Regions from separate parts of the Homo sapiens genome. Here all the other regions are linked to region 2. The links are chromatin loops, found by intact Hi-C in ENCODE. Cell type or tissue: B cell. All regions are shown on one strand.

The links. A loop is a pair of places that touch in the nucleus more often than their neighbours do. Peaks named below come from ENCODE experiments on the same cell type or tissue, not always from the same donor. Only the 100,000 strongest peaks of a DNase experiment are listed, where the experiment ranks them.
Region 1: it touches region 2 in a loop (5-fold over the local background); 11 of 110 quality-filtered maps call a loop at or near these places.
Region 3: it touches region 2 in a loop (3-fold over the local background); 3 of 110 quality-filtered maps call a loop at or near these places.
Region 4: a loop joins it to region 2, with 7 times the contacts of the local background. A loop is called at or near these places in 48 of 110 quality-filtered maps.

The regions. Positions count from the first base shown.
Region 1 is chr2:64,583,976-64,591,975 of GRCh38, reverse strand. AFTPH (aftiphilin) reads right to left here. Exons shown (of 10, transcript NM_203437.4): 9 at 6,431-6,554; 10 at 1-88. The region is part of intron 3 of LOC105374773 (a long non-coding RNA gene); the gene reads left to right. Among named protein-coding and RNA genes, the nearest start is that of LINC02579, 19 kb to the left of the region's middle. In B cell, CTCF peaks have their summits at 4,684 and 4,890; a DNase peak (open chromatin) is centred at 4,895; H3K27ac peaks cover 401 bases.
Region 2 is chr2:64,763,110-64,771,109 of GRCh38, reverse strand. It overlaps LOC105374777 (a long non-coding RNA gene), which reads left to right and starts at 2,913. Exons shown (of 6, transcript XR_940177.3): 1 at 2,913-3,064; 2 at 3,239-3,537; 3 at 4,811-4,846. RefSeq lists a silencer at 2,730-3,229 and an enhancer at 2,628-3,473. In B cell, no CTCF peak of the experiment used is centred here; DNase peaks (open chromatin) are centred at 3,199 and 3,889; H3K4me3 peaks cover 2,148 bases; H3K27ac peaks cover 2,417 bases.
Region 3 is chr2:65,025,844-65,033,843 of GRCh38, reverse strand. It overlaps LINC02576 (long intergenic non-protein coding RNA 2576), which reads right to left and starts at 3,117. Exons shown (of 3, transcript NR_183398.1): 1 at 3,032-3,117; 2 at 2,585-2,898. RefSeq lists an enhancer at 1,904-2,767. In B cell, no CTCF peak of the experiment used is centred here; DNase peaks (open chromatin) are centred at 2,183, 3,173, 6,553, 7,983 and 4 weaker places; H3K4me3 peaks cover 2,406 bases; H3K27ac peaks cover 6,421 bases.
Region 4 is chr2:64,815,388-64,823,387 of GRCh38, reverse strand. It overlaps the pseudogene RN7SL341P. Among named protein-coding and RNA genes, the nearest start is that of LINC01800, 44 kb to the left of the region's middle. In B cell, no CTCF peak of the experiment used is centred here; a DNase peak (open chromatin) is centred at 3,327; H3K4me3 peaks cover 991 bases; H3K27ac peaks cover 3,225 bases.

The DNA of each region.
Region 1 (8,000 bases), 180 kb after region 2:
CACCTTGGCATGCATGAATGTTAAGTCAGGAAGGCCAGCGATCACCTTGATAGCTTCTTCACTTAGGTGCTCTTCTCTTTTCGGTTTCCTACTGACAAATGAAAAAAAGACAAGTGTGTTAATGTGACTTTGCTGTAGGTAAAATGGGAGACAATCCACTCTCAAGGTAGACAGTTAGCAATCTGTGGGGACTTGAGTATTTTTTCCTCTGCTAGTTCCTGAATCTTGTAATACTTTTGTGCAGTATGCTTCCTGTGCCAAATGCCAAATCTCATGAAGAGTGACGTGCGGCCTATTTATGTTCATTAAAGCTAGGCATGCACACACAGATACTCACATGCACACCTAGACAGCTCGTGTACTTTCTAGCCTTTACATTAGGCTAGAAGCATCTACCCAGGCATAATTTTAAAATGTTACTAAACAGAAATATAAATCTGAAGCCTTAGTAACACTCCACCTAACTGGGTTTTTCCCTGCCCCTCCACCCGCTAAAACTACCTCAGCCTGAAACAAAGTGTGCCCAGGGAAAGACTAAGTCATTTTAACCTCAGGCTCTCTTTATCCCCAGTGGGGAATTCCAGGAGAGAAAGCTCTCAGCTCAGAAGACCCAGTCTCAGCCTGTTGGGATACAGACAGCAGGTCCAAAAGCAGCAGCACTAGGGCTGGTTGCTGGTGTTATTATGCACGTACACAGGCAGGACGGAACTCTGGGTGAGGGAAATCTCAAATCCTATGGGTCCTGTAGATGAAGTAGATTTTGCTGCACTGGCCCCCGATATGGGAAATTAGCAGTTTGGTGCCTAACACAGACAAGAAAATGCCTGGTGACCCAGGTCTACTCAGCAGGTGAGCCACAGAAAATGCCAAATGAGCCTCAAATTGGGCACATGATTGCAATTCAAACTTTTTCTGGGATATTAAATATATTAAAGGAGTAGTTATACATATTATTCGCTTTAGACCAAAAATCATTTCAAGTTGTTCATTATAAAAAGCCTAATAATTCTCTTTTATGGTAAAGGATAGCTGGTATTCTTAGATGTGACACAAGGTATTTCTTTGACCTAAATGTTTCCTTTTTCCTTGGATGGGGTGCAGGAAGCCAGGAGGTAAAGCAAGAAAGGAAGGATAGCTACAGGCTTTTTTATTCCTAGGACTTTTCTGTTACCACTTTGAATCCAGACTGAAATAAAAAGATTTTATAGAATGAATGAAAAATCCAACGACTTTTAGGACTAAAGTTTTTCAAAAGGGAAAAAGCATCAGGCATATAGCAGATGAACCAAATACTGCATTCAGTACTAGGTTCTTAGAAGAATGGAATAGCAATCCAACATTTTTTTCTGATGAAAATCTACATTTTTAATTGCACTTAAATAGTGGCAAAACTATTATGTGGACGTTTGATGGGGAACTGGATATCTGCATCATTCCAAAGTAAAACCAGATACATGACAAGTGAAAACCTGGAACTGTATAATGGAAAAGGTCAGTTTCTCACCAATCGTCAATCTCAGCACCACTAACAATGGAGTCAACCAGATGTATGGATCTTCTGATGTGATATAACACCTAGGATGCATTCTAGCCAAAATATTTACCCTGAATTCAGCAAGCCTTTAGATATAATTTCCAATTTACAGGAAAATAGGGAGATAGAGAACACAGCAAATATTACTTGAAGGAAGCAAACAGACAAATCCAGAGCTTTTAGGACATTCTGTAGGACACCTATACTAATCTTTATATAAGCTACTGTTAATAAGAAAACAGAAGGAATGAGGAGATATGCTAGGTTAAAAGGGACTTAAGAGCCCCAACAGCCAGGTACAATAGTCTTCAATTGAATACTGGTTTGTACAAAGCTGAGAAAGGATAGTTGGAGAAATCTGAATATAGCCTAAGTAGATGAAATGAAAACTCACTGAAATGGACAGAGATCACTGACTAAGACTAGGTCAATTTTAGAGGTCAATTCACTATGACCTCTAAAATCTCATTTTTGGTGGAAACCCCCCCCCCCCCCCCATATATGTATTTGCATAGGAAAAGATCTGAAAGAATTACACTAAGGAATTATAGTGATCCTGAATGGTAAGAATGTGATACTTTCATTTTTAATTTTTTTTGGTCCGGATTTCCTAACTTTCTAAAAATATACTTTACTACTTCTATAATGATAAATGGTTATTTAAAACAACAGTGAATAAATGCGCACCTAAATGGACTTTCCCATTTGTGGAGTGCAGTTTGGGTGTAGGAACAGACAGCAAAAAATAAGTTTTTACCTAAGAAACAGTTGGTAAAGATTATTCTAGGGTTTTAAACAATTGCCTTATTTCAGAGGCAATATGAAATTATATTTTAAAATAAAAAGTTTACACAGTTCATAGTTTGTGCATTTATCTGTGGTCATTGTGCATGGGTGTGAGCTAGTCTTCTTAGAATATGGGAAGAAGCAAACACTTAAGGAGAATTTGAAAATAAAAAGTTATATCATGATCATTTCTCAAAGGCAGTGACCTAATTTTGATCTATTCCTCTCTAGTGAAGATTTATCCTTTTTATCAATGGAATATAATTGAGAATATAATTGAGAGTCCAGGAAAAAAACATGATCAATTGTTTTTTAATTTTTGTTTTTGACAAATGTGCCAAAACCTTTCAGTGGGGGAAATCATTTCAACAGTTTTCAGACAACTGGATATCCACCTGCACAAGAATGAATGTGGACTCCTACCTCATACCATATACAGAAATTAATTCAAAATGGATTAAAGACCTAAATGTAAGAGTTGAAATTATAAAACTCTTAGGAGAAAATCTAGGTATAAATCTTTGTGACCATGAATTGGGCAATGATTTCTTAGATATGATACCTAAATCACAAGAAAAATTAGATCTTATCAAAATTAAAAGCTTTTGTGTGTCAAAGAATACTATCAAGATAATGAAAAGACAACCTGCAGAATTGGAAAAGATATCTTCAAATCATTTCTCTGATAAAGGCTTAGTATCCAGAATATACTTAAAAATCTTACAACCTAACAATAAAAAGACAAATTATCCAATTAAAATATAGGCAAATGGCTGGGCACAGTGGCTCATGCCTGTAATCTCAATACTTTGGGAGGCTGAGGAGGGAGATCGCTTGAGCTCAAGAGTTCAAGACCGGCCTGGGGCAACATACTGAGACCTTGTCTCTACTAAAACAAAAACAAAAAAGGCAAAGGATCTGAACAGATATTTCTCCACAGAAGATATACAAATAGTCGATAAACACATGAAAAGATGCTCAACATGATTAGCTATCAGGGAAATGCAAACAAAAATGTCAATGAGATATCACTTCAAACCCACTGGGATGGCTATAACCAAAAAGACCAATAACAAGTGTTGGTAAGAATGTGGAGAACTTGGAATGTATATTACTGGTGGGAATGTAAAATGGTGCCATCACTTTGGAAAAGTTTGGCAGTTCCCCAAAGAAGTTAGAGTTCCTATAAGACCCAGAAATTCCACTCCTAACAGAGTTGGAAACATCTGTCCACACAAAAACGTATACACAAGTGTTCACAGCAGCAACACTACTCATAATAGTCAAAAAGTGAAAACAACCCAATTATCAACTGATTAATGGAAAAGCAAAATGTGCTATTTCCAATGAAATATTATGCAGCCAAAAAACAAATACGGATACATACTACAACATGAATGAACTTGAGAACAGAATGCTAAGCAAAACCGAGACACAAAAGGCTGCAGACTATAGAATTCCATCTATATGAAATAACCAGAAAAGACAAATCTGTAGAGACAGAAAGCAGATTAGTAGTTGCCAGGGCCTGGGGAACGAGAGGGATAAGGAGTGACTGCTAATGGGTACAGGGTTTCTTTTTGGGGTGATAAAAATGTTTTGGAATTAGATAGTGATGATGGTTGCACAACCTTGTGAATATACTAAAAACCAGTGAATTGAACACCTGAATGAATTATAAATTTTTATCTCAATAAAAAGGCCTAAAAAAGAATAAAATTTCTTTGACCTGCATAAACTTCAGTTACAGGTCTATGGCTACTAACTAGCTGTCACTAATTAGTAGTGATTTAGAATAGGAAGTAATTTTCCTCCATATTAGGAAAGTTAGGCAAGAAGATGGAACTATTTTAAAACTAAGAACTTGCACTTCTTTAAAAAACTCAAAGTGAGAAGTCACTTTCACAACTTGTGTTCCAAAAGAGAAGAGCACATATAAATTCCCTGAGACACTCAAAGGCACTTAGTAAAGAGTACTGGATATTGTTTGGTCCATGTCAAATTTCTTCTACCTTGACCACTGTTTAACTCCTTCTTACCCTATAGTCTATCAAAATGCCTTTTCACTTTATCTTCTGCTTATTGGCAATAGCCAAGAAGATTTTGCTGAGCTTTATTTTTTGCAGTTTACTTTATTCAAGAGAAAAATGAAAGAAAACCTAAAAATAAGATACTAAAAATGCTTTCTGAAATTATGCTACCAGCCTGTCTCTGCTCTGTACGATTGAGAATCACTCGTTGGGACATTTTACAGTATTTTAAGACTTGCGGGCATTTGTATTTTTTTACCATTTTCAAATGACATTTCTCAAAACAGAAAATACAAAGTTGGCAACCTGTTCTCTCCAATTTATTTTGTTTTAAATATGATGCTGGACAGGTCCTAGCGAGTAACTCAATACAGAATTAGCAGACATTAACTCCAGGATACATTATTAGTTCATTCCCTATTAGTATAGAACAAGAGAAAAAATGAAAATAGCTTCTTAAAGTGATAGGGCTTGGAAGAGTTCTCTAGATTCAGCATGTTTCAAGGATGAGTTAACGAATTAGGAGAACAAGTTAAGGTGGTTTAGAGCTCCTCCTAATGGCACGAAATGAATTCTCATCATTGGGATTTTCAAAACTTCTATAGTTCTTTGGTCAGTGAGACTGCAGGGGAAACAAAGGAAGGAAAGAGTAGAACTGTCCCAGAAAGGGTTGTCCTAAAAATAGCAGGGGGAAACCCAAACAATAAAAGCATCCTTTTTGGTTTTTAAGTCAAATGTGTGTTAGCTTTTAGTTAACATATACAAATTTCTCATCCATTTTTTTCTATGAGAGGAGTTTCGATTTGAAGAAGTGATTTATTTGGAAAGAAAAAAATTTAAAAAAAGCCACATAGCCACATTTACAAGTAGGTTCATTGAAGAGGAGGCTTTGGCAATGCCAGGTGGCATACTGCAAAGACATGGGGCTATGAGAACAATGGAGAGAACTGGCAGACAAACAAGGATTTACATGCTACAAAGCCATTCTAGGGAAAAGTTAAGGGTAGTCTAATGTATAATAATGTATTTCATAATTATAAATATTAAAGGCAATAAGAAAAATCTGGGGGAATAAAAGCACACAAAGTTTAAAAGACAATATGATAATTCAAGCTAAAGTTAAGAGAGAGAAACATTTATTATTCACAATAAAAAAGGCTTTTTTAAATGGATGTCTTTCTATAGAAGAATCTATTTAAAATATAAACCTGAATTTAACATGTGATTGGGATGTATTTATTCAGGAGAAAGAGCTATAACACTTCTTTTAAAGTAGGCAACTAATAGGTAAATAGTTCCACTTTAAAATGCTGATGCATCACAGATTTGAGACAGCAGAGCTGGCGTGTCAATCAACCAGTATTTGCTTTTGCACTAGTGATTTCCTGGTTCAGAATAGTATCTTCCTGTTAGAAACTGGCTTAGTCTTATGGTTAACAATAACTCAAAGCAATGGATTGTACTAGCCTAATCATATGAAACTAAAGATTCTCTGAATCGCAAACACATGGCCCGAGTGACATTCCGTGCCTTTAGTTCCAACACAGGGAGATGGTAATTGCTCTTCAATAGGCCATGCCTCTGAAGGGGCTTCTAGAAAGCCTGGTAAAGTAAGGCTTTACCTCCCAAATCAGAGGTGCATGTCAATGAAAATTCCAAGAACCATCTTAGCCTGCAAGTAAAAAGATCAGCCTAGGTGACTCCAGGATTACAAAACTGGGTTCTCAAAGATGATCTTCTCAGTAATTATGAAGAGAAAGGGAGAGTGTTTCTATAATGGCTTTATGATCACAATACTTAATCAGAATTAGTCTCTACAAAGTGAGGTGGGGGGGCAGGGGGTGGGGGAAGAAAACCACATCTGTCAGCCTTGGCCAATCTCTTATGAAATAATCCTGTTCTAATAAAGTTCATAATTAAACATAATTTGATAATATTTTCTGGACTTGGGCATCGACTGACTTTTATAAAGCAAGTTGTGATATAATATATTGAAATGCTGTCAACTGACATGCTTTTTCCTTTGGGTCGTTTTATCTCAGAATTCAAAATGTGGGTATAATTGACACTATTTATTTACCTGGTAGATGTGCTTGTCTTCTCTACTGTAGACATGAGTCTTGCAAATGCATCAGTCACTTTGAGGCTTGAGGTGGAGATTTCCAGCTTAGAAGTTGTTAACTCATACAACTCCGGATCCACACCTTATAGTATAAAATGATAGTCAGTGATGGCAGGCTGCAATGGGTTACCCAGTTAGCCACAATCCAAGATGCAAAAGGCAATATTCTGTAAACATCTGAGTGTTTTACAAACAGAACATATCTTTAGAACACTGCAATACTGCATTTATTTTTTACAGTATAAACTCCACTTTTTGGAGTTTTTATAAAACAGGAAAAGACTTTTCAAATTCCATTTTGGAACGAATATATCCTTAAGCTAGCATTTATGCAGCAGATGCTACCCAAATACTTCTAAAATTTCTATCTGCTATAGAAAACTCCCCCAATTTGGATTAGGATGTGATATAAAATTATCAATGTTTTATAAATAGAATGCACATGATGTGACACCCCATTTTTCAATTAACTAATCTCATTTTAAAAATTTTCCTGTTTCCTCACCTCCTTATTTTTTCTCTATTTTCTTCCACAGAAAAAGATTTAGAAGCTACCACAAAGTCTCAAACATGGTAAATGATCTGGTTAGTTTAAATATATCATGACTGGCCAGGCGCGGTGGCTCACGCCTGTAATCCCAGCACTTTGGGAGGCCGAGGCGGGCAGATCACAAAGTCAGGAGATCAAGACCGTCCTGGCTAAAACGGTGAAACCCCGTCTCTACTAAAAATACAAAAAATTAGCCGGGCATGGTGGTGGGCGCCTGTAGTCCCAGCTACTCAGGAGGCTGGGGCAGGAGAATGGCATGAACCCGGAAGGCGGAGCTTGCAGTGAGCCGAGATCACGCCACTGCACTCCAGCCTGGGTGACAGAACAAGACTGCGTCTCAAAAAAAAAAAAAAAAAAAAATCATGACTAAGGACTAATCATAAACATATACCACATAGCTCTTTCTTCAGGTTAGAGGTGGGGAGGGTAAAAGATTTTCAGAAAAGGTGAGTAAAAGTACTACTTTTGAACAAAATGAAAATTCTTGTCTACAGGGTTAATTTCTGTAGTCTCATGTCTGAATCTGGTAGTCATTAGTTCAAATATCTTGTTAGAGTAATTCAAAAGGAAGCTCAGAGGGTTAGATTTATTGCAAAAATTGATTTAAAAAATCTCCCCCATCTGACTGCATTAAAATACATATAACTTTGTGTATTTCTCATGTAATACAGATTTATAGCAATGATGACAACAATAACATTAAAAAGAACAGTTTAAATATTTTAAACTTAAGTTACACTTTGAATAATATTCAGAGTAAAAAAAAAAATTTTTAATCCTACACTCTCCTGGTACCAGCAAATAACTTGAGAAAAAAAGTTCATGAGTTGCCGGGCGTTAACAGCAAAGCAAAATTCTAAGGAAGAATGTCTTAGAGCTTCTGAAATTTTTACTTATTATTTCTTTAAAAAAATGCCCTGTAAGATCAGCAGATCAAGTTATATATAAATAACATATATAAATGCATATATTTAGATT
Region 2 (8,000 bases):
TGTGGCTGCCTGCACTCAATCCGGTAGGGTCTGGGACTCCTCCAATGTCTGCTGACCTAAGTGTTGGCTCATCTCTGGGGCTGTTGCCAACCTGTCTCTGATCAAGGCTCTTCCCACTACAACTGTACTGCTCCCCACCCTCATCTTTTGCCACTGCTGCCCAAGCTGCAGCGTCTTGCTCGGGGCCTGCCTCATCACTGCTGACAGCTGCTGTTGCCGCGACTGCTCCTGGTAATGGATCTGCTCTCTTGCTGCTGGAAGGAGCCAACTCTCCTGCTCTGTGCAGATAAAGGCTTTGCTCCCCAAACTTGATAGCACAGCTTAGGACAGTTTAGGGTCCTCTCAGAAATCCTTGCTCTTTCAGGTTTACAGATTCTCCTTAAAAGGACCTGAATCAAGTTCCAAAGGAACAAAGGTGATTGTCATAGTGCTCTCTTTGCAGAATTGTAGACCTCTGTAAACACAGACCTGGGTCCCTAAGTGATAAATAAGAGAGAGCTACTGCAACTGTCCCTCACTAGATGATGAGTTTTCAGGTCCTCGTGGTTGGGAATGGCCTTTATCTCCTCCTTGTTCAGAGGGGTTCATATTACAGGCTTTGGAGCTAGACAGCGGTTTGAGTCCTGGTCTACTACTCATTAGCCTTGTGACCAAAGGCAAATAAACCCTTAATCACTCCTCTCTGCTTTGGTTTTCTCATGTGTAAAATAAGAGTATTAATATATATCTCAAAGTCCTCTTGTTGCTAAATGAGATACTGAGATTAAAGCACATAGATTAAATGAGATACTGTGTTAAAGCACATAGCAGAGTACCTAGCATAAAATAAATTTCAATACTGATACAATATGATTATTATTTTAGAGTCTTAACCCTGCTGGCTAGAACCTGACTTTTGGATGCTCAAATCTTTACAATGTTTTGAAGGGTGTGAGGCTGGCATGTGGGGCTAGGATTGCTCATGACCTATAGCTTGTTCTTGATTCCCCTTCAATCTAGGTCCTGGCTGGCAGAAAGCAGGTTTGGTAACTTAGGCAGGCAGAAGAGGTGGCAGGATGGAGGAAGGGCTCCTGATACAGAGCTGGTACCCACAAAGACAAACCTGTCAGTTACCCTGCACTTCTCTCTCCTCAGCTGGACAACTCTTCCTCATCTCTGCATGTTGTCATTGCTGCCACTGGTTGTAGGTTTTTCTGTCATGGCTGCACCACATTCATTTCTATCTGGTATCACTTGCGGAGAAACGTGATCTGTGCTATGTCCAGGCCCCGCCCAACCTGGGGGTCAGCCCTGGCAAAGAGAACTGCCTCCTAGATATTTATCATAATTGCACAACCCCCACTCCTACCTCGCCCCCTCACCCTGGGACCACTCACACACCTTCTTACCTCCAAATATTTCAGCCACAAACAGCATGCTTTTTGTTAAAATGTTAACCATTCTTTTGCCTGATTTTTTTCTCACGTCCCACATCTAGGAGCTATTTCTGATTTGCTTGGTTGATAAAGGGTTGTACTTTGTACTCTAAACCACACCCAGAGGAAACAGCAAAGTGGCCAGACATTCCGCAGATGAGGACAAATGCAAAAAAATGAGACCAAGGAGATGGCACTTCATGGGTGAATGAAAGATGCCAGTCTCTTTCACATACTATATAATCAAAATTTTACTTTAAGATAAGTGGAGGGTGGCATGCTGGCTCACACCTGTAATACCAGCACTTTTGGGAGGCCAAGTTGGGAGGCTCCCTTAAGGCCAGGTGTTGGAGACCGGCCTGAGCAACATGGTGAGATCCCATTTCTAAATAATAATAATATGATAATAATAATAAACGGATGTTGTAAAATCCCTATTTAGAGACCTAATTTGAAAATACTTCCCCCCCCACCGCCGCTTTTCCTGCATGCCTTTTTTATTGTAAGCAAGCACCCAAGCACCCTAGATATTACAGAGGTTTGTGATTTATTCAGCTAAGACGGTTTGACCCATATGTAAGTATAAAATCCCAGTATCCCCGACTCCCTGAAAGTGGAACTACAACACATTATTTCCCTCAGATAAAATGCAATGAAATTCTCTTGTCCCCTCCCTACCCCAGGAACGCTTGAGCCCTTAAGGGAACAGAACTTATGGCAGTAGGAAGAAAAAATCATGCAGATACAGTTACTTGTGACAAAAAAAAAAAAGAGGAAATGAATTGGAGAAAACAAATTATGAGAGGGATGGAAATAAAACCAGCACTTCGAAAAGGGCAGAAGAACCCAAAGAAAGCGCCAATCAAAAGGGAGAAAGAATTGCAGCACCAAAAAAAAAAAAAAAAAAAAAAAAGGTGCAAACTGGGGCAAATGTATGTGTGTAGGGAGAGAGGGAAGGAGGAAAAGAAGGAGGGAGGGAGAGAGGGAGGGATACCTGGACAGGGTCAAGCTGGAAGAACAAGCAGCGCAAGACAGGAGTCGGGGTGGGGGAATCCCAGAAAAATCTGTTTACAAAAAGACAGGCTTATGGAAATTCCAAAAGTGACTTTAGAGATTCAGATCCAAAATAGAAAAGGACCCAAATACACACATGTCTGTGTGTATTTTAACCAACTGCTGATGTTCTATCTAGACTGGAGGAAATTCTCCCCGGCCTTGAACAGACGCTGTGAGATTTTAGATTTCAAGAGACCTAAATTATCTTCCACGTAGCCTCTTACTGCGCCCCCGCGGCCCGCTTGCCCCAGGCCAAGCCCTCGGGCGCGGCTGGGACACAGCGAGAACGCGCGGTGCGCTGGGGCTGCCCCCTCGCAACTCCCTCGCATTGTCTGCCCGCCTCCCAGTGTCTCCGCTTCCCAGGCGCGCTCGGGTTATTGTTCTCCCTTCGCGGGCAGGGAGGAGGGTAGGACCGGACGGGGGAGGCAGCCGGGGGATGCGGGAGGCGGCGATCGGCTGCCACCCGAGCAGGGGCGCCTCGGTCCTTCGCACCCCGCCGTCCCTCCGCTGAAGACCGTGCGCCCCGGAGTGGGTCTAACGCAACCCTGAGCTCGGGTTCTGCAGAGGACCGGGTCCCCTGCCCCTGCCTGCAGGTCTCCAGCTCCTAGGAGGGAGAGGGGCGCGGGCCAGGGCGGGGAGCGGGAAGCCGGGCGGGCGTCCCGGTGCCGCGCAGTGGCTCCCGCGGGCTGCCTGGGCGCTTTCGGCTCGGGGGAGGGACGCTATGACGCACCCTGTCGGTATTAGAACACTTCACCTTCTATTTATAGACACTCCTCCGACCGCGGACCTAGCTGGCCCTCCCTCTCCTTGCCTTCATCGTGAACGAAAAATCCTACCTAGAATGGGAGATGCTAATACACAATGATCGGAAAGAATTCAATTTTGTGTATCCCTTTGTAATTCCAAGTATGAATTGCAGGTCTAATGATCTCTCTCTGGCCCAAGGAATTCCCCAATTTTCTAAAGCTTTAAAACCTACACTACTTTATTTTACATCCCTTCTAAATATGTCAAATTCGTCTCTTGTGAGTTCATGAAATATTCGCCAAGAATTTGCTCAAGCTGGGTAAGACGTAAGCCCATCGAATTCAGGGAAGGGATGTTTCTAGCTGGCTTTCTGTATCTGCGGAACCCTAGCAATTCTAAACGTAGCATTTATTCGGGAAGAGAGAGCATGTAAAGGAAAAATATTGCACATTTCAAACAAAAGCAAAGTTTGTCTTAGTGTTGTTGTTTTTTTTAATTGTGGCTTTTGGATACTGACTTCGTGCTTTTAGCTGTACACTAACCGTGTAATTATAGGTGATTAAAAATAGTTCTTACCTAGTCACGTTAACATTTGCAGTAATTAAAACGGGGAATTTTTTTAACGGTAATTTATTTCTTATAATTTGGTTGGTCTGCTGCAGTCAGCACTGAAGAGGAAGCCTGATTATCTTTCATCTTGGTTTCTAGTCAGTTTCACTTTCTAAACTCCACATACTCCAGAGTCGACTGCCTTTTAGATTTATTAAGAAAAAGGATTGGATATACATACATAGATATAGGTTTGTTTTTTAAAGCCTAACTAAACCATGGCTTGGTTACCATGCCAATTATTCTATAACCACAAAATTCAAGTAGAGTAGCATACAATGTACTGTTCTTGCTAACAACTAGTCTATGAAGTGGGGGTGTCTGTAAAAACAGCATTATTACATGGTTTTGCTGAGGAGAGTACTGTGCCCTACCACTGTATGAGTACTTAAACAACAACCACAATAGCAATTGTTAACAGTGCATTCATTATAAAACACCCATTTGATGGCAGGACCCTCATGAAAGACAATTTGGCAACTGCACTTACCCTTGGATCCAGTCATTTCATTTCTAGAAGTTTATGCTACAGATGCAGTACTTACATGTGAAGTCATTGGTTGTTGCAATGTGTGTACTAGCAAAAGGTTAGAAACAATATTAATGTCCCACAATCATGGTACATCTATATAATGAACTGTTATGTGGCCTTGAAGAAGATTAAAACAATCCCTTTATGTACTGATAGGGAAGTATCTCCAAGATATTGTTAAGTGAAAAAAGAAAGGTGCAGAAACAATATAAACTACTATGATTTACTTTAGAAAAATAAGTATACATGGTATATATGAACTTGTATATATATTCAAATTATATATATGAAACCTGTAACAATGTTTGCCTTCTGGGAGGTAACTGAGAGGCTAGGATGGGAGAGAAAATTATTTTCCATGATCTATCCTTTTGTATCTTGGAATTGAGTATGTATCATCTATTAAAAATTTTTTAACTAAAAATACCCTTAATTTTTTTTCTAAATTTAGGCACATATGGCAGGCAGATCTCTCTTTAATTTACAGGTGAGTTAATCTTTGGAGGGAAATCTTCAGTTTCTTCTTTTGCTTGTCTGTGGAGGCCTGAGGGTACATAGTAGACACTCAATATTTGTAGAAGTTCTGTTTTGGGATTATTATTTTAGAGAAGTTTACTGGGAAACAAACAAAGCTAATCTTTCATCCTTAGCATGCTTTTTAAAAATTTTTTATGGGTACATAGTAGGTGTATATTTTATGGAGTACATGAAATATTTTGATACAGGCAAACAATACATACTTATCACATCAGGGTAAATAGCGTATACCTCAAACACTTAACTTTCTTTTAGTTTATACTAAAAGAAACATTCCAATTATACTCTTAGTTATTTTTAAACGTGCAGTGAATTATTGTTGACTGTAATCACCCTGTTGTGCTATCAAATACCAGAGCTTATTCATTCTAACTCTAGTTTTGTACCCATTAGCCATCCCCACTTCTGCCATCCCCGACTACCTTTCCCAGCCTCTGGTAACCATCATTCTACTCTCTATCTTCATGAGTTCAATTGTTTTAATTTTTAGCTCCCACAATTGAGTAAGAACATGTGAAGTTTGTCTTTCTTTGTCTGGTTTATTTCACTTAACATGATGTCTTCCAGCCCCATCCATGTTGTTGAAAATGACAGGATCTCATTCTTTTTTATGGCTGAATACTTCTCCATTGTGTATATGTACCACATTTTCTTTATCCATTCATCTGTTAATGGACATTCACTTTGCTTCCAAATTTTGGCTATTGTGAATAGTGCTGCAATAAACATGGGAGTGCAAATATCTCACTGAGATACTGATTTCCTTTATTTTGGGTATATATCTAGTAGTGGGATTGCTGGGTCAGATGGTCGTTCTGTTTTTAGTTTTTTGAGGAACCTCCGTACTGTTCTTCCTCAGCACTCTCAACCTAGCTGGACCTAATCTATGAATCACCATAGAAATCATTTGCTCAAAGCTTGGTAGACCTGTGTTATCAGCATTTTAAAAAGCATTCTGTTGTTCATATTTTTTCCTCTATTCTTGTGGCATGTTAGGAATAGAAGTAACGGCAGAGTTAAAGGTCTACTGAGTATCCATTATAAAATAATTATGTAAAAAATTTATAACATCAATTTTACGTTACACCAGAGTGTAACTTAAAACAAAGATCTGTTTATCAGAATTCACATTTCCTACAATGGCTTTCTGTACTAGAGATCAAGTAGTTAGATTCCAAAATATTCCAGTGAGGTAATGTGTACACAGTCCTTCTGCCTGTTACAAAAGTGAAAAAGCACAGGCATTGAGATAGAAAAGGGGTTGTGCACTACAGGAGTCATGCCAGAAATAAGCCAAATGATTTGTTTTCAATTCCATTGTAGGTGTTTCTTACATAGGTTTATGTATAAGTTAGTGTTGTTACTCTTCAGTACAATAGGAAAGGGTGCAGGATTGATGGTGCCAGGGCGGTTTCCCTTCAGAGGACCCAGCACTAATGCCCTGTGATGAAGATTTTGATGAAGACAAAGAGGAAGAAGAGGAGGAGGGATATATTTGAATAAATGGAAATATTTTGAGTGTATCTGTATATGAGCTAATGTACACAGAGCACTTTACCAGAGCCTGGCAGATAAGAAGAGCTCAAAATAGATTTATTATTGGAATGAGGAGAGATTTACAATAGTCTCTTGGGTCACAAGTTGTGGTTAGGGTCATAGAGTAGGGCTGCTCACTGCCCATATTCCACTTTCTTAAGAACCACAAAATTCCTGTGCAAACTTTCCACCAAAGTAGACCACTTTCGTGATTTGTACTCTCTCTATGCACCAGCTATACTATTTATAGGGACCTTTTTGAAAGCTTTTAAAAACTTTAATTCAGGCTACCTTTGCTCTCTACTTCAGTTTAGCTTTGCTCTAAGCAATAATCATGGCTTTTAGGTGTCAGCGATATATATATTATATATTTAATATAATATATATGAATATGCAATATTCATATATTAGAATAAAACATATTCTGTATATTAGAATAAGAAACGTTTGTAAGGCTGCTGAAAGTATCTCATGTAGCACGTCTACCCAGTTGGGATACGGGAAAGGCAAGATCACAACGTACTTGTCCTTAAGGATCCTGCAGATATGCTATAACCTGAAGAGGACTTTATAACATACTTGGCAGCTACTCCTCCCCTTCCACATCCTAGATTTGGTTAGGGGTGGCTGTCCTGAAGCTGGAAAAACATGCCATGTACCTGCTGTTTGTGCTACAAGGAAGACACTTCCAGAGCAGAAAGCTTTTCCAGTCCTGGCCACACATGGTTAGGTCTGCTGTGTATCCATGTATGTCTGCGTATCTATATTCTAGTGCATTCCTGCATTGGTGCTGGTCTCAGCTCAGACATAACCTTTCAGACAAATATACTCCAGTCAGCTACTTAAGAGCAACAAGATTAAATTCTGTGGGTGGTGAAGAAGTTGGGTGTTTTCCCGGAAGAGCCTCAGTTTCTATAACCTATCTGGCAAAATCTCAGGATACAGAGACTGAGGCTGGGGAAAACCTTATCTTCTGGAATTGGCCTAAGATATATAGGCCTATATTATATCATGCACACAAAAGAGTATATTAAATGAAAGTGTACAGCTTAAGAAATAATCATAAATCGACACTCATGTGTCTACCACCCAGCTTAAGAAATAGAACATTACTAGCCCCTTGGAAGTCACTGTGAGCCCATTTCTGAGCACATTTGCCTCCCTGGCCCCACCTCAGGAGCTATCATCCTGAATTTCATCTTTCTATGTAGTTTTACTGCCTACATATATATTACTGAATAACATGGTGTTTAATTTTGTCTGCTTTTGAACTATATATAGATAGAAGCTTTGGTGACTTGCTTTTTTCACTATCTTTTTAAGCCCCATCCAGTCCTTTCCTTCCTCTTTCCACTGCAAGCCTCCATAGTGCCCCTCTTGGATTCTTGTGTTTCTCTCCTGACCAGGCTCTCTGTTGTCAGATTGTTTCCTCCAGAATTCATCGTACAAACCACCACCAAATACTCACCTTAAAAAGCAATGTTGACTTAAAAATCATTTTCTAGAAGCACATGCAGTATTATGAGAAATGATTACCATATATTGTTACATTTACACATTTTGTACGA
Region 3 (8,000 bases), 260 kb before region 2:
TCTTGTATGAATGGAATACAATGGTTGCTAAGTGAATGAATGAATTTTATGATAATTATAATCAATTACAGTTAGTACCAGCTATATGCTAGCCCTGCCCAGAGAGATGCTCTTTTACCAACTGGTGTGAACCCGTGGTTCTCAGACTTTACCTGGTATCAGAATCATCTGCAGGGCTTGTTAAAACTCAGATGGCTGGGCCTTACCCCAGAAAAATTTACATTTCTAACAGGTTTCTAGGTGATGCTGGTCAGGCATACACTTTGGCTTAATGATTCTAGGCCAACTGGCCATTCTGAGGAGAAATTTGACAGATTTTGGCCTGGTATTCCTTTCTGCCTCTCTGGGTGAAAAGATTAATTGCAGATGGGTTTGGGGAAAAAAACTCTGAACTTTATTTTTTGATACTTAGCCACAGGGTGGCCCCCTAGCTCCAATAATTACTCCATAGCCCCCACTCCCACCGCATTAAAACACCTTTTGTTATTTGGAGAACTTCCAAGCCATTTCTCTCTCTCTCTCTTTTTTTTTTTTTTTTTTTTGCTTGTTTGTTTGTTTGAGACAGAGTCTCACTCTGTTGCTCAGGCTGGAGTGCAGTGGTGCGATCTCAGCCTCACTGCAACCTCCTCCTCCTAGGTTCAAGCGATTCTCGTGCCTCAGCCTCCCAAGTAGCTGGGATTACAGGCGTGCACCACCATGCCTGGGTAATTTTTTTTTTTTTTTTTTTTTTTTTTGGTATTTTTAGTAGAGACGGGGTTTGCCATGTTGGCCAGGCTGGTTTTGAACTCCTGACCTCAAGCGATCTGCCCCCCTCAGCCTCCCAAAGTGTTGGGATTACAGACGTGAGCCACTGTGCCCGGCCTCTCTCTCTCTCTCTCTCCCCACTCCCCCCACCCCCACCCCCACCCCCCATCCCCCCAACCTTTCTGTCTTTAAATGTAGCTCTAAGGCCACTAGTTTGTTATTCACAACAGGCCGGCCCTTTCATGCATGGGATATGGTGGTGGTTTCCTCAGTAATGTAGGACTCTGGCTCTGTTAGAAGCGACTGTTGTCTTAGACAGAAATGGCACAGGAAAGTAGGTTTGTAAGTCAGAGATCACATGATATCAGAAAATGAAAGGAGATTTCATTTTAGCCCCCAGGAGGGACCCACACACAGGACAAACATCCACTCTTTTGTAGCCCATGCCGCTCTGCACAGGAGGGTCACCCCCTAAGCCTCACCCAGAAGCTCCTCCAAACCTCTTGTCACTGTAGTGGAGAGGAGAGGACCTTTCCTCCCGCTTCCAGCTGCCCTTCATCTCACTCCCAGACAGATAAGAGGGCTGAGGACTGGTAGGAGTGAATGACAAGGACAGAGGGCTGAGGGCTGTGGATGCCACCTTCCTGGGCTGTCACCCCTGGCCTGGTGTTGGTATCTGAAAAGGGGGGAGCGGGCTGGCAGTGACAGACAAAGTGGTGAGTGCAGGGGAATAGGCCCAATCTGCGACCCACGGTCCTCCCTCTCCTCCCCTCTACACCTGTCCTCCTGCTTCTCTTTCTCTGTAGAGTGAAACCCAATTCCAAACGTTAACAGAGTCTGGAAAAGGCATCCAAGTAAAAAAGTGCAAAAGTTGAAAATAGCCTTCCACGTTATAAGGGAGGTTCCACTCCCAGAAAGATAATGACGACTATAAAATTCCAAATGGCACTCTGCCCACTAGCCACATTCTTCAATAACACGGTCTTAGCAGTTTCACGTGTTATTTACAGGTGAAGAGGCAGTAGATCTTTTTTCCCACTGAGGTCTCATTGAGGATATAGATAGGCTGCTTCGGATACTACTGGTAATTTTAATTGTTTCAGTTTCATAAAATGTATGAGACTACACTTCTTATCACAAATATCGTTACTTCACTTCTTTCACTTAGAGAGAGAGGAAGAGGGGTGGAATAAAAGAACAAAGGCAGTGCAATAAAATACTCAAAATAGCTGTAAGACAAATATTGCTCAACAAAGTTGGTGGCAGCACAGAAACAGACCCACTGGCTGGTAGGCAGCAGCACTATGAGAGGGTTTGATGTATTCGCTCATTCACAAAGCCTGCCTTTGTCATGTAATAGGCACTTAGGGGAATCCAGAGCTTGTCTGGAATAGGGGGATGCGTCCTGCAAACAGAAGCAGTTCCAGACCCTGCAGGTTGGCTAGCCAAAGCCCAGCTAACTCCCATCAGGTGTACCTTCCTGAGCTGCACAGACGGAAAACCACAAACTGCTTTTTCAGACTTCCTTGCAGGTCTGCCAAGCAGAGCACCTGTGTGAAACTCAGAAGCTGCAGCTGGGAAGGTGGGCATGGGCCGTATGGGGTAGAGCTTGCTGGGAGATCTGATTGGGGTAGCTCTGAGGGAGGCTCCACTGCCCGGTTCCTAATGTCACAGGTGTGGGCAAGCACCTGCTGCGGAAACTCAGCACTCTTAACTACATTGTTCCTGGCTATTAGCCACCCACCTGTTTCCCTATCCGTCCCAGAAATTCTGTACATTCTTTAATTCTTCCCTGTAATCAGTGCTTTTCTGCTTTGTTGTCTGTACTTGGAACACTTACCAAGAAATTAACCAAATCAGAGATACTCAGCATGGGCTTGAGGAAGATGTGTTTTGACATCATTTTCTCCAAATCTCTCGAAGTTTGTGACAAGTCTTTTTCTGCTACACTTTCTTCTAGTTCCTGTTCACAGTTTTGACCTCTTCCTCCATTTTCTCTGATGTTTAGCTGATTTTTACCGTCTGTTCCATCATCCAGTTCTCCAAGGTGTTCATTTTGACATCCAGCCTGACACTTCCTTCGCACTTTTGTGGCACCTCTAGCACTGCCACTTGCTTGGTTTTTGACAGCTGGTACCATCAACAAACAAATGCCTTGGGGAAGAAAACATGTCAATTCGCATGGCTTGAAATGCAGGAACAAAACAGAAGTGCACACCGACCCGGAGCTTACAGTACAGCGTGCCATGAGAGCTTGCATTGGCCAAAAGCATGCAAGAATACTCACTGTAGCTGATGCATGTTGTAAAAGTCTGCATGAACTCTGTTCTTCAGTGCTGCAATTTCTGATGTGAACAGCACCATCAGCTTTACACAGAACAATACTCAGTGTGGCATATGTACTTTTATTATGCAAAAGAGCGGATGGCAGGACGTTTGAATATAGGGAAGTTGAAAGTCACCTGGAAATGCTTCATGCAAATAGCACTAACTAGGAAGAGAAGGCACCTGTGCTAAGAAAGGGATGTGAAGCGGCCAGTCCAGGATTTGCAGCCTTGTTTGTGTGTTACTATAGAATCGCCTGGGCTCTTTTAAAAAATATTTATTTATTTATTTATTTATTTATTTATTTAGAGACGGAGTCTCTCTCTTGCCCAGGCTGGAGCGCAGTGGCGCAATCTCAGCTCACTGCAACCTCTGCCTCCAGGGTTCAAGCGATTCTCCTGCCTCAGCCTCCTGAGTAGCTGGGATTACAGGCGAGTGCCACCATGCCTGGCTAATTTTTTTTTTATCTTTAGTAGAGGTGGGGCTTCACTATGTTGGCCAGGCTGGTCTTGAACTCCTGACCTCAGGTGATCCGCCTGCCTCAGCCTCTCAAAGTGCTGGGATTACAGGTGTGAGCCACTGCACACGGCCTGGGCTCTTTTTAAAAATGCCAATATATGGCAAAAAACAAAACAAAAATAAAGAGGAAAGTGGGGAGAAGGCCAGGGAAGTTTGGAGGACCCCAGGATTCCACTCACCTTACTGACCCTAGTGGTGTATTGGCTTTTTTAAGACAAGGTCTCACTGTTTCCTAGGCTGAAGTGCAGCAGCATGAACATGGGTCACTGCAGCCTTAACCTCCTGGGTTCAAATGATCATCCCACCTCAGCCTCCCGAGTAGCTGAGACCACAGGCACGTGCTACCACACCTGGCTAATTTTTAAAATTTTTTTGTAGAGATAGAGTCTCACTATGTTACCCAGGCTAGTCTCGAACGCCTGGGCTCAAGTGATTCTACTGCCTTGGCCTCCCAAAGTGCTGGGATTACAGGAGCGAGCCACCATACCAGGCCACTTTCCCCTTTATAAAAATTTAAAAAGAAAAGAAAATCCCAGTATTCAGGCACAAACCCAAACCAGTTTAATCAGAATCTTTGTGGGTGGAGTGCTGGTGGGTTGGTTTTTTGTTTTTTTTTTTTAGCGTGGATGAATCTAATGAGCCTTCAACATTGAGAACCAGTGGATAGGGCTTCTACTCTGCCCTATTTATCCTTGTGAATGTGGCTTTTCTTCCTCTTTCCACAGGCATTGTCTGAGGCTTTCAAATAAGTAACCTCGTGGGTTTTTGTAGTAAGTAGCATTTGTGGCTGGAGGCCAGCTTCCCATTCAAAGACTGTCTCTTCTTAAAGAATTCTTGATTCTTGGCCAGGCTTGGTGGCTCACACCTGTAATCCCAGCACTTTGGGAGGCCAAGGCGGGCGTATCATGAGGTCCGGAGTTTGAGACCAGCCTGGCCAATATGGTGAAACCTCTTCTCTACTAAAAATAGAAAAATTAGCTGGGTGTGGTGGCACACGCCTGTTGTTACAGCTACTCAGGAGGCTGAGGCAAAAGAATTGCTTGAACCTGGGAGGCGGAGGTTGCAGTGAGCCGAGATCGAGCCACTCCACTCCATCCTGGGCAACAGAGCGAGACTCCATCTCAAAAAAAAAAAAAAAAAAAAAAAGAATTCTTGATTCTTAATGGAACCACAGGTAGTCAGCAAGATGAAAAATGGAAATGATGATTCTGTAATTGTCCATGTTACAACAACCAGAGTATGAATTGCATTGCAGTTTTTTTGTTTGTTTTTTGTTTTTGAGACATTGTATTGCAAGACACCAATAGAGGCACTTACAGAGTCTCGCTCTATTGCCCAGGCTGGAGTGCAATGGTGTGATCTCAGCTCACTGCAACCTCTGCCTCCTGGGTTCAAGCAATTCTCCTGTCTCAGCCTCCTGAGTAGCTGGGACTACAGGCGTGCGCCACCACACCTGGCTAATTTTTGTAGAGATGGGGTTTCACCATGTTGGTCAGGCTGGCCTTGAACTCCTGACCTCAGGTGATCCACCTGCCTCAGCCTCCCAAAGTGCTGGGATTACAGGCGTGAGCCACTATGCCTGGCCTGCATTTCAGTTTTATCTGGGGAAAGATCATCTCCTTGGCTGACAGAGTGTAAACAAGAGTAGATTTCCCCTCAAATGAGGTCATCCATGGCCACTGTAGTTAGAGGCTTTTGGGAAATTACCTAGAATGGAGTTTTCCAGAAAAGACCATGAACCAGGGTGCCCACAGATGCTGAGGGTACTAGGTCTGTGATTCTCAAACACTCACATGCCCAAGTATTTGCCAGGAGCTTGTTAAATGCAGAATTCCTAGGCTGCCCACAGTGCTGCTGACCCGGCAGTTGTCAGCCTTGGCTGAAACCCCTGGGCAGCTTTGAAAATACTGGTGCTTGGGTCCCACCCCCAGAAATTTTGGTTATTTGCTTTCAGGTATGGCCTGGGCATGGGATTTTTCAGGGTTCCCAGAGTAGTGTAATATGCATCCAGATTGGGAACCACAGGCAAGAAAAGTGCCACTGTGGACTCTTATTCCTGGTCTGCTGTCCCTCTTGGAAAGTCTTCCTTTCCAATTTTCCTTCACATTCTATCAGCAGTGGAGTAGAAGAGACTTAGAACTCAGGGACCGTCTAGTCCAACCCCGCAGTTCACAGATGAGGAAAACAAGGCCAGGAAGGGGAAGTGGCCGGCCCAAGGACACACGGCTACTACCAAGTCAGCCCCAGAGTACATCCGGCTCACTCTCTCATGGTCCTGCTCCCATCATGCAGCCTACTGTGGAACACAGGGAATTTTATCTGAAGGAAAACACTACAGTAAAACATTAGAAATAAGGAATGATAACGATTCAGTCCTCTAAAGATTTTTAAAGTTCTTCATCCATTTGTCACTTCATACTATCTTCTATATGTATAAAGTGGTGCTGGGTACCCAGGGGCAATGACTCACGTTCCCAGCAGGCCACGGATTTACTAAAAATGGGTGTGCTTTTGTCCTTGACTCTCACTCTTAGGGACAGATTGGATTTGGGTTTTGATGGAAGAGCTGAGCTTCCAGGGAAGTATTTTAGCAGTTGATGGTTGCTTTCTTTCTTAAATCTCCATGGATATGTATACATCAGGTATCTTGTATATATCAGGCTAATGCTTTTCAGTGTGCTTTAGTGAAGTGGAAATGGGTGAGATCAGGGATTCCTGGACAAGTGACTCCTCAGCTAGCACTTTATTGAGGAAGAGACCCTGCTATGCCCACTTTCTCTGTGTGTAGGGGTGTGGGGTGTGGGGTGTGGGGGGAGGTTCTGCTAATGGGGGCTGCTCCCCTGGGGAGCCCTACAAGCCCAAGTCATCCTAGGGCTCGGCAAAGACTTGCCAGAATTTCAGTACCTCATTTTGTTGCAGACCAAAAACTGATAATAGGAAAATCATCCATGCGTCCCTGCTATGAGTGTCAAGCCACCTGTTCACGTACGTCATCCCAATGTCCTGGGGACATTTTTCTGATTTAAAAGCAAATGAAAATATTTTTGTAGGGCTGGAGCAGCGGCTCATGCCTGTAATCTCAGCACTTTGGGAGGCTAAGGTGGGACAATCGCTTTAGCCCAGAAGGTGGAGGCTGCAGTGAGCTGTGATCATGCTACCGTACTCCAGCCTGGGCAACAGAGCAACACCTTGTTTCAAAATAATAATAATAATTTTGTGGGCCCCTAAAAGCATTGTGGGCCTCAGGTCCTGCGAGTCCTGTGCCTCATGGGCAAGTCAGCCCTGACGGGGTGGAGGGAAACACCCACGCTTGGCCTCTGTCGCTCATGCTGCTAATGTGCTGGGGCACTACCCATGGGCCGTACAGAAACAGGCAGTGGGCTGGCTGTGGCCTGTGAGCCATAGTTTGCTGACCATTGCTCTAGATGACCAAGGTGTAATTAGCTGAGATAATTTCTGATGGCTCACAGGACAGCCAAGAAAAGACATGGTCATCCAAAGTGACTGGTAACCGCTACAGAGAGTCTTCCATTGGGCCCTAATTACCACCCCGCTCCTACACCCCTGGTTTTTTCTTCTCACTTTGTGAAAAGTAAAAGCGTACACTTATTAAACATAAATGGCTTGTAATCCCAGCACTTTGGGAGGCCAAGGCGGGCAGATCACTTGAGGTTAGGAGTTCTAGACCAGCCCTGGCCAACATGGCGAAACCCCGTCTATACTAAAAAAAATACAAAAATTAGCTGAGTGTGGTGGAGCAAGCCTGTAATCCCAGCTCCTCGGGAGGCTGAGGCAGGAGAATTACTTGAGCCCGGGAGGTGGAGGTTGCAGTGAACCGAGATGGCACCTCTGTACTCCAGCCTGGGTGAGAGAGCGAGACTCCATCCCCCAAAAGCAAACAAGCCACATAAGTGTATAGCTTAATGAATTATCACAAAGCAAACACCCATCCAGATCAAGAAATAGAGCATTCCCAGCACTTCCACAGGCTGCTCTCCCCGCACCTAAAGGAAACTATGAAACTGACTTCTCCCCTGTAGATCAGTTTGTTGGGTTTATAACACTGTGCTCTTTAGCATCGGGGCTCTTTCAGGCCTGACCATTGTTGTACTGTGTTTCTGGAAGGACTGAATGGAGTGGGCTACCACTCACAAGATCTCAGGGCCATGCTTTTGTCATGAGATTGGTTGTCTTAGAGGGGCTTGGAGGTGAGGAAGGCATGTGAGCAATCCAGCTAGCCAACCCAGGGTGCTCTGAGGACTAGAGAGAGAAAAGGTTCATTGATACCACAAAGTGCATAGCCACAAACACAGATGCTTTGTTAGAGGAACACCACAAATGGAAAAATCATGACTAGTGAAGCTGATTAAGGAAGTTCCTCTAGACTGCAACCCTATTGCTTTGAAACTGAT
Region 4 (8,000 bases), 52 kb before region 2:
GGCTGCACAGTTGTCATCTCTAAGGCTGGCAGCCCAGGATCCCTGAGTTGATGCCCTGGACTGGGACCTCGGCTTCCTCACAGACTGGTAGAAGTGGACATGCCAATGCTTGCCTTGGCTTCCATGGCCAAGTCGTCTGTGAGCTCATGGTGCACCACTGAGGCCTCCTAAAATGAAAGTGGGAGGTCAAAGTTCAGGGTTATGCAAGCAGGAGCCTAGGCCAAGGAAATTTGAAGTTTTACTGCTAATGGGACCTCCTGGCAGAAGCAGCCTTGGAATATTCTGATTCCTGGATAATCCTCAAATGCTAATCAATGAATAGGGAAACTGATTCTTAGAGGAGTAGTTTCCAATCTGTCCCTTTTCCAGAGCTATAGCCAGTTTAATCTGAATTTCATGCTCCAAAGCTCCCCGTCCCCTGGGGGTGTGATATGAAGTAAAGTGGTCAAGGTTCTGAGAGCAAGCCTGGCTTCTAGAGATAGGTGTACCCAAATGGGAATGGTAACCCCTAGAACAAGTAGCTAGAATTAGCAAGGCTTTCCAATCTTCTGGTTTTCATAGAAGTTCTTGCCTTGAGGACTGAATGGATTGATAGCGAGAGCCTAGAAATTAGGTTTGCCTGTTAGTGGCCAAGCATTTCTGTGGCTACTACCTTCTCTAGACCTCCTTAAGGTCAAAGTCTTCTCTAGTGTAGGGGTGTGTTAATCCGTTCTCATGTTGCTATAAAGGAATGTCTGAGACTGGGTTATTTGTAAAGAAAAGAGGTTTAATTGGCTCACAGTTCTGCAGGCTATACAAGAAGCATGACACCAACATCTGCTCAGCTTCTGGTGAGGGAATCAGGAAGCTTCCAATCATGGTGGAAGGTGAAGGGGGAGCCAGCATGTCACACGGTAAGAGCAGGAGCAAGGCCAGGGGTGGGGAGCAGGGAGGTGCCACCCTCTTTTAAGCAACCAGATCTCATGTGAACTCAGAGTGAGAACTCACTCATTATCCTGAGGACAGCACCGAGCCATTCGTGAGGGATCCACCTCCATGACTAGTGAGTGGACCCACTAGGCCCACCTCCAAACACTGGGGATCACATTCAACATGAGATTTGGAGGGGACAAAACATCCAAACCATAGCAAGGGGTGAAGAGAAAACTTCCCCTTCACCCTCTAAAGGCTTGCTGAAAATCAACTGACCAAAGACAGATTAATAGGAGAAAAGGTATACAAATTTTTATTTTTAGGTGTACAGCTCGGGGGAATTGAAGGAGAATAATTACTCAATAACCCAACAAGGTACAGATGCTTATACACCCTTCTTCACAGGACAAGGGAGATGGGAGAAATGTGGCAATTCGAAGGATAGTAAATAATTTTTAGGGGAAAATAAATGGACTTGGAGAGCATACAATGGCCTGGGACAAAGTCTGTTGAGCCTGCAGAGCAGGTTTGTGACAAAAGTCTGTCTAGGTGTGTTGACAGACATCAGTCTTTCTTCCTGCAATATCAGTTCAGTTAATGAAAACTTGGGAAAGGGACCAGAGGTCATTGTTGTCTTCTTTGGTGAGTCTGAACTTTAGGCAGATAAGTGATCTTTGGAGAACAATTTATCCCGTGCTTTGGAAGAGACAGAGAATTGAGAAACAGGACTAGGCAGGGAGTGGCGGGGAGGTCAGAGAGACCTTGCTGGGCATGGTGGCTCACGCCTGTAATCCCAGCGCTTTGGGAGGCCAAGGCAGGCAGATCACCTGAGGTCAGGAGTTTGAGAGCCTGACCAACATGCAGAAACCCCGTCTCTACTGAAAATACAAAAGTAGCCGGGCGTGGTGGCACATGCCTCTAATCCCAGCTACTCGGGAGGCTGAGGCAGGAGAATTGCTTGAACCTGGGAAGCGGATATTGCGGTGAGCCGAGATCGCGTCATTGCACTCCAGCCTGGGTAACAAGAGTGAAACTCCGTCTCAAAAAACAAAACAAAACCAAACAAACAAAAAAGAGAACTTGAGGCTGCTTCTTCAGTCCAGCATGTCAAAGCACCATATTTTAGAATATCAATTTCTGAGCCCCAACATATTTAATAATGACCATTCAGCTAGACAGCCAGGAGTGGCTGCCTTCTCTTCATCAGAGCAGGAGCTGGAGCTCTGAAGAAGGAGGTAGGAATGGGGACCCTGGCCAAGAATAGGGTGTTAGGGACTCCCATGCCTGCTTGCAATTATCTTCCCCATGCTAGGCTCCGGCCCCCAACAAGCTTTAGTGCAAGTCACACTCCTATGCCCTGAAGGATACAGAAAGGCCACAGGAAGTTTGCCATCTGATAGAGGAGGGAGTCAGGCCTACCTATAAGATAAGGAACCAGTGCCCCAAATAAAGCATGAGCAGGGAATGCATAGTTCTGTTCCCAGAGGAAATAATCCTGAAGCTGTGTGATGTGGTTCTGTTAAGGTTGCCCCATTATTTTCATACAACTTTGGTATTATTTTAAGTAATAGCAGAAACTAACATACTAAGACTTTATTAGAGTCAGATGTGTGCTAAGAACTTTTTAATCTAATTTGATTTTGTTAGAGACAGGGTCTCACTCTGTCACTCAGACTAGAGTGTAGTGGTCTGATCATAGCTCACTGTAGCCTTAACCTTCTGGGTCAAGCCATCCTGTTGCTTCAGCCTCCTGAGTAGCTAAGGCTACAGAGCATGTGCCATCATGTCCCAAATTAAAAAAAATTTTTTTTTTTGTAGATACAGGCTCTTACTATGTTGCCCAGGCTGGTCTTGAACTCCTAACCTCAAGAGATTCTCTCAACTTGGCCTCCCAATGCACTGGGATTATAGGCGTGAACCACCACGCCTGGCCCTTGTGCCATGTACTTTAAATTCATGGAGCTATTTAGTTGCCATGACAACACTAGGAGGAAAGTACTCTTACTATTATTATTTCCATTTTACGGATAAGGAAACCGACCCTCAAAGAAGTTAAATGCTAGTCCTAAAATGGTCCACCTGGTAAGAGGTGGAGCCAGAATTTTAGTCCACTTTGGTCCAATCTTGAAGTTTGAGTTGTCAATGTGATGCTATGCTGGACATTTGAAAGTACCTAGAGGAACATTGAAGGCAGCTCTGAAGAAGTGGGTCCTGATTTTGGCGTCAGTACTATCCAGCTCTGTGGCCTTACAGCAGTCCCTGTCAAGGGTTCGGTTTTCTCCCTGCTTGTTTTAATGGTTGGGCCAAATGACTACAAATGTGCCTTTCATTTCTAAAAATGCTCTCAAATCTAGGATTTTCAAGTTCCTAAAAATGAAACCAACTTATGCTCACTCTTGTTAATGTCTAAATCCGGAAGAACATTTACGAGGCAAATAAGGTACAGTCATACCCACTCACTCTCTGGCTTCCGAGGAGACTGCTGTGAAGGATGAAGTGTGGTGGCAGGGGTGGGAGAGGGGTACGGGGGTGGGGAACCCACAATCGTGTTGACAGGAACTCACTGAACATACTCTAGTATTTGTACAGTGTGTATCAGGATAGACTGCTGTGTCAAACAGCCCCAAAGTTTTAATGGCTTAACCCAAGAAAAGCTTATTTCTAACTTAGGAACAGCCCAACCTAAGTGTCCTAGTTGGCTCTCTCCAAGGGGCTCTTCTCCAGGGAGCGTCTCAGAAACCCAGGCTCCTCCTCTCTCATGGTTCTGCCTGTCTGCTGGGCCCTCAGAGTACTTTGTTTTTGGTTGGAGAGAAGTTTTAGTGTGCAGGAAAATAGCATATTTGACTTCTGTTCCATTGCATGGGCTAGAATTAGTCACATGGTTCCACCTAACTTCCCACAACAAACTGGGACATAGGGAACTTACTCTATCAGTCATAAAGACGCTCCACAGATGTCCTCTCTGGTTGTTGATGACCCATTTTCCCACCATGACTGTTCATGTGACAAACCTGAGTGTCCCTTGGGAGGAATAAAATGACCCCCCTTTCCTTCCTTGATTCTCTAAAAGAAAGTAATGGAACTTTCTTTAAAGAGTGCAAGAACTTTCTTCAGGGTCTTGTCCTGGGATCAAAGGTAACAATAATATTAATAGTAGCTAGCATTTACTGAGCATATATTATACATCAAGCAGCTACATGCATTATCTTAGAGTGAGGGCAAATCTCAAGGTCTGGATGAGAAGTGTAAAATTGAGCAATGATGCAATTGTATTTACTTTTTCTATAAATGACTTTAATTTCTATTTTGAATGTCCATTCTGCTAGGTGGCAGCATCCTTATTTCATTGATTTGGGTCCCTGCCCTATCCCAAGTTTTGTCTAAGTTCCCAGGTGATGGGCGGTAGCTAGGACTTGCTATTACGTGTGCTTATCTACCCACAGTGGCACCTGTCGTTATGTTGCAGTGTGAGGGCTGACATTCTTGCAGGCTTCTGCTTGATGGTCCTCCTTTACTCCATATCTAAAACCCATCACTCTCTTTGCTACCTCAAAACCACTTCGTAGTTCACAGGGAGCAAGCCACTGTTTCCAGCACCTGGTTCTGACCTACAGCCTTTCTGTCTGAGCACATTTTGAAAACAATTCCTCTGCCCTGGGGACAGGAGGCACCAGTCCTCTCTGCTTTCCTGTCACTCATCATTGCAGATCAGGGACTCTAGATCAAGTCCCTGGGCAAGGAGCAAGCTGCAGGCCCCTCTCTCAGGGACCCTGCCAACTTTCTGCCTCGCTTTGCTTCTTTCCTCCCTTCCATAGTCCTGATAATCCCATATTCCTGGAGACAGGGCAATCTGATTGTTTTTCCAGTTCCAATATTTAGGGCACAAACTTGACACCTTCAATTATTTCAGACTTATACTTTTTTTTTTTTTTTTCTGAGACAGTCTTGCTCTGTCACCTGGGCTGGAATGCAGTGGTGCAATCTCGACTCACTGCAAACTCCACCTCCCAGGTTCAAGCCATCCTCTTGCCTCAGCCTCCAAGTAGCTGGGACTACAGATCCTGCCACCAAGCCCAGTTAAATTTTGTATTTTTAGTAGAGATGGGGTTTTGCCATGTTGGCCAGGTTGATTTCAGACTCCTGACCTCAGGTGATCTGCCAGCCTCGGCCTCCCAAAGTGCTGGGATTACAGGCCTGAGCCACTGCGCCAGGCCCAGACTTAAACTTTGCAGTTCAAAAGGCTTTCTTCTGACAGCTCCTAAACTGTTGTGCTGCTTTTCTGTCATGTCATTTGCCCCCTGAGGCAATGAATGCTGCAAGGCAGTAAAAGACTACAGACGAAATGGGAGAAGGCCAAGAGATATAGGACATAAATACAGTGTTTAAAAAAAAAAAAAACTTAAAAATTTCCCAAAATATTTTCCCTGTCACAATCTCACTGAATTCTCAGTGACCATCCTGCAATAGAGGTGCCATTAATATTTCTGTTTTTTAAGAGGGTCACATTGGCCAGGTGCGGTGGCTCGTGCCTGTAATCCCAGCACTTTGGGAGGCTGAGGCGGGAGGATTACCTGAGGTCAGGAGTTCGAGACCAGCCTGGCCAACATGGTGAAACCCCGTCTCTACTAAAAATACAAAAATTAGCTGGGTGTGGTGGCACACGCCTGTAATCCCAGCTACTCAGGAAGCTGAGGCAGGAGAATTGCTTGAGCCAGGAGGCGGAGGTTGCTGTGAGCCGAGATTGTGCTACTGCACTCCAGCCTGGCAGACAGAGCGAGACTCTGTCACACACACACACACAAAAGAGGGTCTCACTATGTTGCCCAGGCTGAAGTGCAGTGGTTATCCACAGGCACCATCCCACTATTGATCAGCCCTGGAACTTTGACCTGCTCCATTTCTGACCTGGGTTGGTTCACCTCTCCTTAGGCAACCTGGTGGTTCCCTGCTCCTGGGAGATCACTGTATTGATGCTAAATTTAGTGCAAACACCTGATGGTCACAGCTCACTGCAGCCCAGAACACCTAGGCTCAAGTGATCCTCCCGCCTCAGCCTCCACAGTAGGTGGGACTACAGGTGCGTGCCACCACACCTAGCTACTATCTCTGACAAAAGAAGACACTAAGCTACATTCTTAAGATACTTTGCAAGGACACTTCTCCATGTACTACGTGTGGAAAAAGTTAAGGTTATTTTGAATTGGCAAAAAGTTAGGATTGGGGTACTTAAAAGGTATTCACTGTTTTTTTTCTTTTAAGGGTGAACATAAACTCACTGATCTAAAATCTTGCCTAATGACAAGTCTTAGACTTCTTTAACAAATTCCTAAGGCACACTTGAAATTTGTAAGTAAGCCTATTATTTGGAAATGGATAAAACAACAGGTTTGTGAACTATCCTCTTAATTAAGTTAAACTCCCTCTTGCAATCTCTTCTAATGATTAGCTTATTAGAAAAATCCTTTTGTTTGCCAAGAGTGTGAATGTAAAGTTTGCTTAATTATTCGGTAATATTGATTGAGGCGATTTTGAGGCCCCTGTCTAAAGAATAATTAGTTTTTAACTCTCTAGTTTGCAGCGTTTCCTCCCCTCAACTTTTGAATCTTTCCCTAAAATTTAAGTTTTTTTCTTTTTCTGTTTTTTTGAGACAGAGTTTCTCTCTGTCGCCCAGGCTGGAATGCAGTGGTGCAATCTCAGCTCTCTGTAACCTCCACCTCCTGAGTTCAAGCAATCCTTGTGCCTCAGCCTCCAGAGTAGCCGAGACTACAAGCACGTGCCACCATGCTCGGCTAATTTTTGTATTTTTAGTAGAGACGGGGTTTTGCCAGGTTGGCCAGCCTGGTTTCAAACTCCTGACCTCAAGTGATCCGCCCACCTTGGCCTCCCAAAGTGCTGGGATTACAGGCGTGATCCATCATGCCTGGCCTGAAGTTTATTGACTGAATACTTGCTGGGCACTGACTGGATGCTGGGGCCTGTGTGGGCACTGGGGAAGCAGGAGGCTTTATGCCCTAAGGTGGGGCCTGGAAGCCTCTCAAAGGAGAGAAGGTAGTGAGGCCATGAAAGAGGTACTTAGAATGAGAAGTTTAAGGCAGTGCCTGCCTCAGACCAGGTGCCAATTAAATGTTTGAGGTATGGATCAAAGTTGTGTTGGGGAAGAAGGAAAACCTTTTTCCTCTACCCTCTTAGGTTCAGTGACTGGGACCCTGCAAAATAAGCTGACAGGTGAACAGGAGAAAAATGTTCATTTGATATGCCTAGAGAAGACCTCTCAGAAATGAAATGAAAACTCTAGAAAGGTGGTCAGACCACAAGCCTTATCTACCATCCAAACAAAGGGCAATGTATTTGTGGAGAAGTGGCAAGACAAAGGAAAAGCGTTTTGAGCTTCCAGGGGTGGTTAATTGTGGGAAGGTGAATATATGGGGAAGCCAATGGCCGATAAGGGTTTTTAGTAAAGTTTGTGTGTGCAGGCTCATCTCAGTGCTGACTTGCCATCTTCTTCATGGCCATAAAACTCCCCTGAAAGGACTGATGGAAACTGTCATTTCTCAGAAGTTTCTGCTCTTAGATAAAGAAAGCTTTGAGAAGTCTTTGTGCATCTGTTGATTCTCAATGGCATTCAACTCAAAATAACCCATACAACAAAGTGGCATATTTTCAGGCAGTATATTCTGCTCCCCTTCAGCTGCAGGGGATGCTAAAAAAAATAAAATAGGAAATACCTTCTATACCTTCTCTAGTCTCTCTTGGGAGAATAACTCAACTTCCCATAGAATGCTCCTTCGCTGACCTGCCTTGACAGAATCTCAGTGCCCCAGGGTGAGTGGGCCTTTCTTATATCCAGTGAAGCACATTCTTACCTTAGTCTCATAGAGCCACACAGCACAGCAGAAAGATTTGGAGCAGCATGGGACCCAGTATCAGGGCTGACCCCAACACAGACAAGCACATGAGCCTTTGGAGAGAGTGGGTTACCACAGGGGCAGTAGCCGGGGATGGGTGTTGGGGAACACGGCTAGGGCTCTCATTTTTAAAAGAAACCTGGTAAAAAGTTATTCTTGAAGCTCACAGAACTTTGCTCGGGA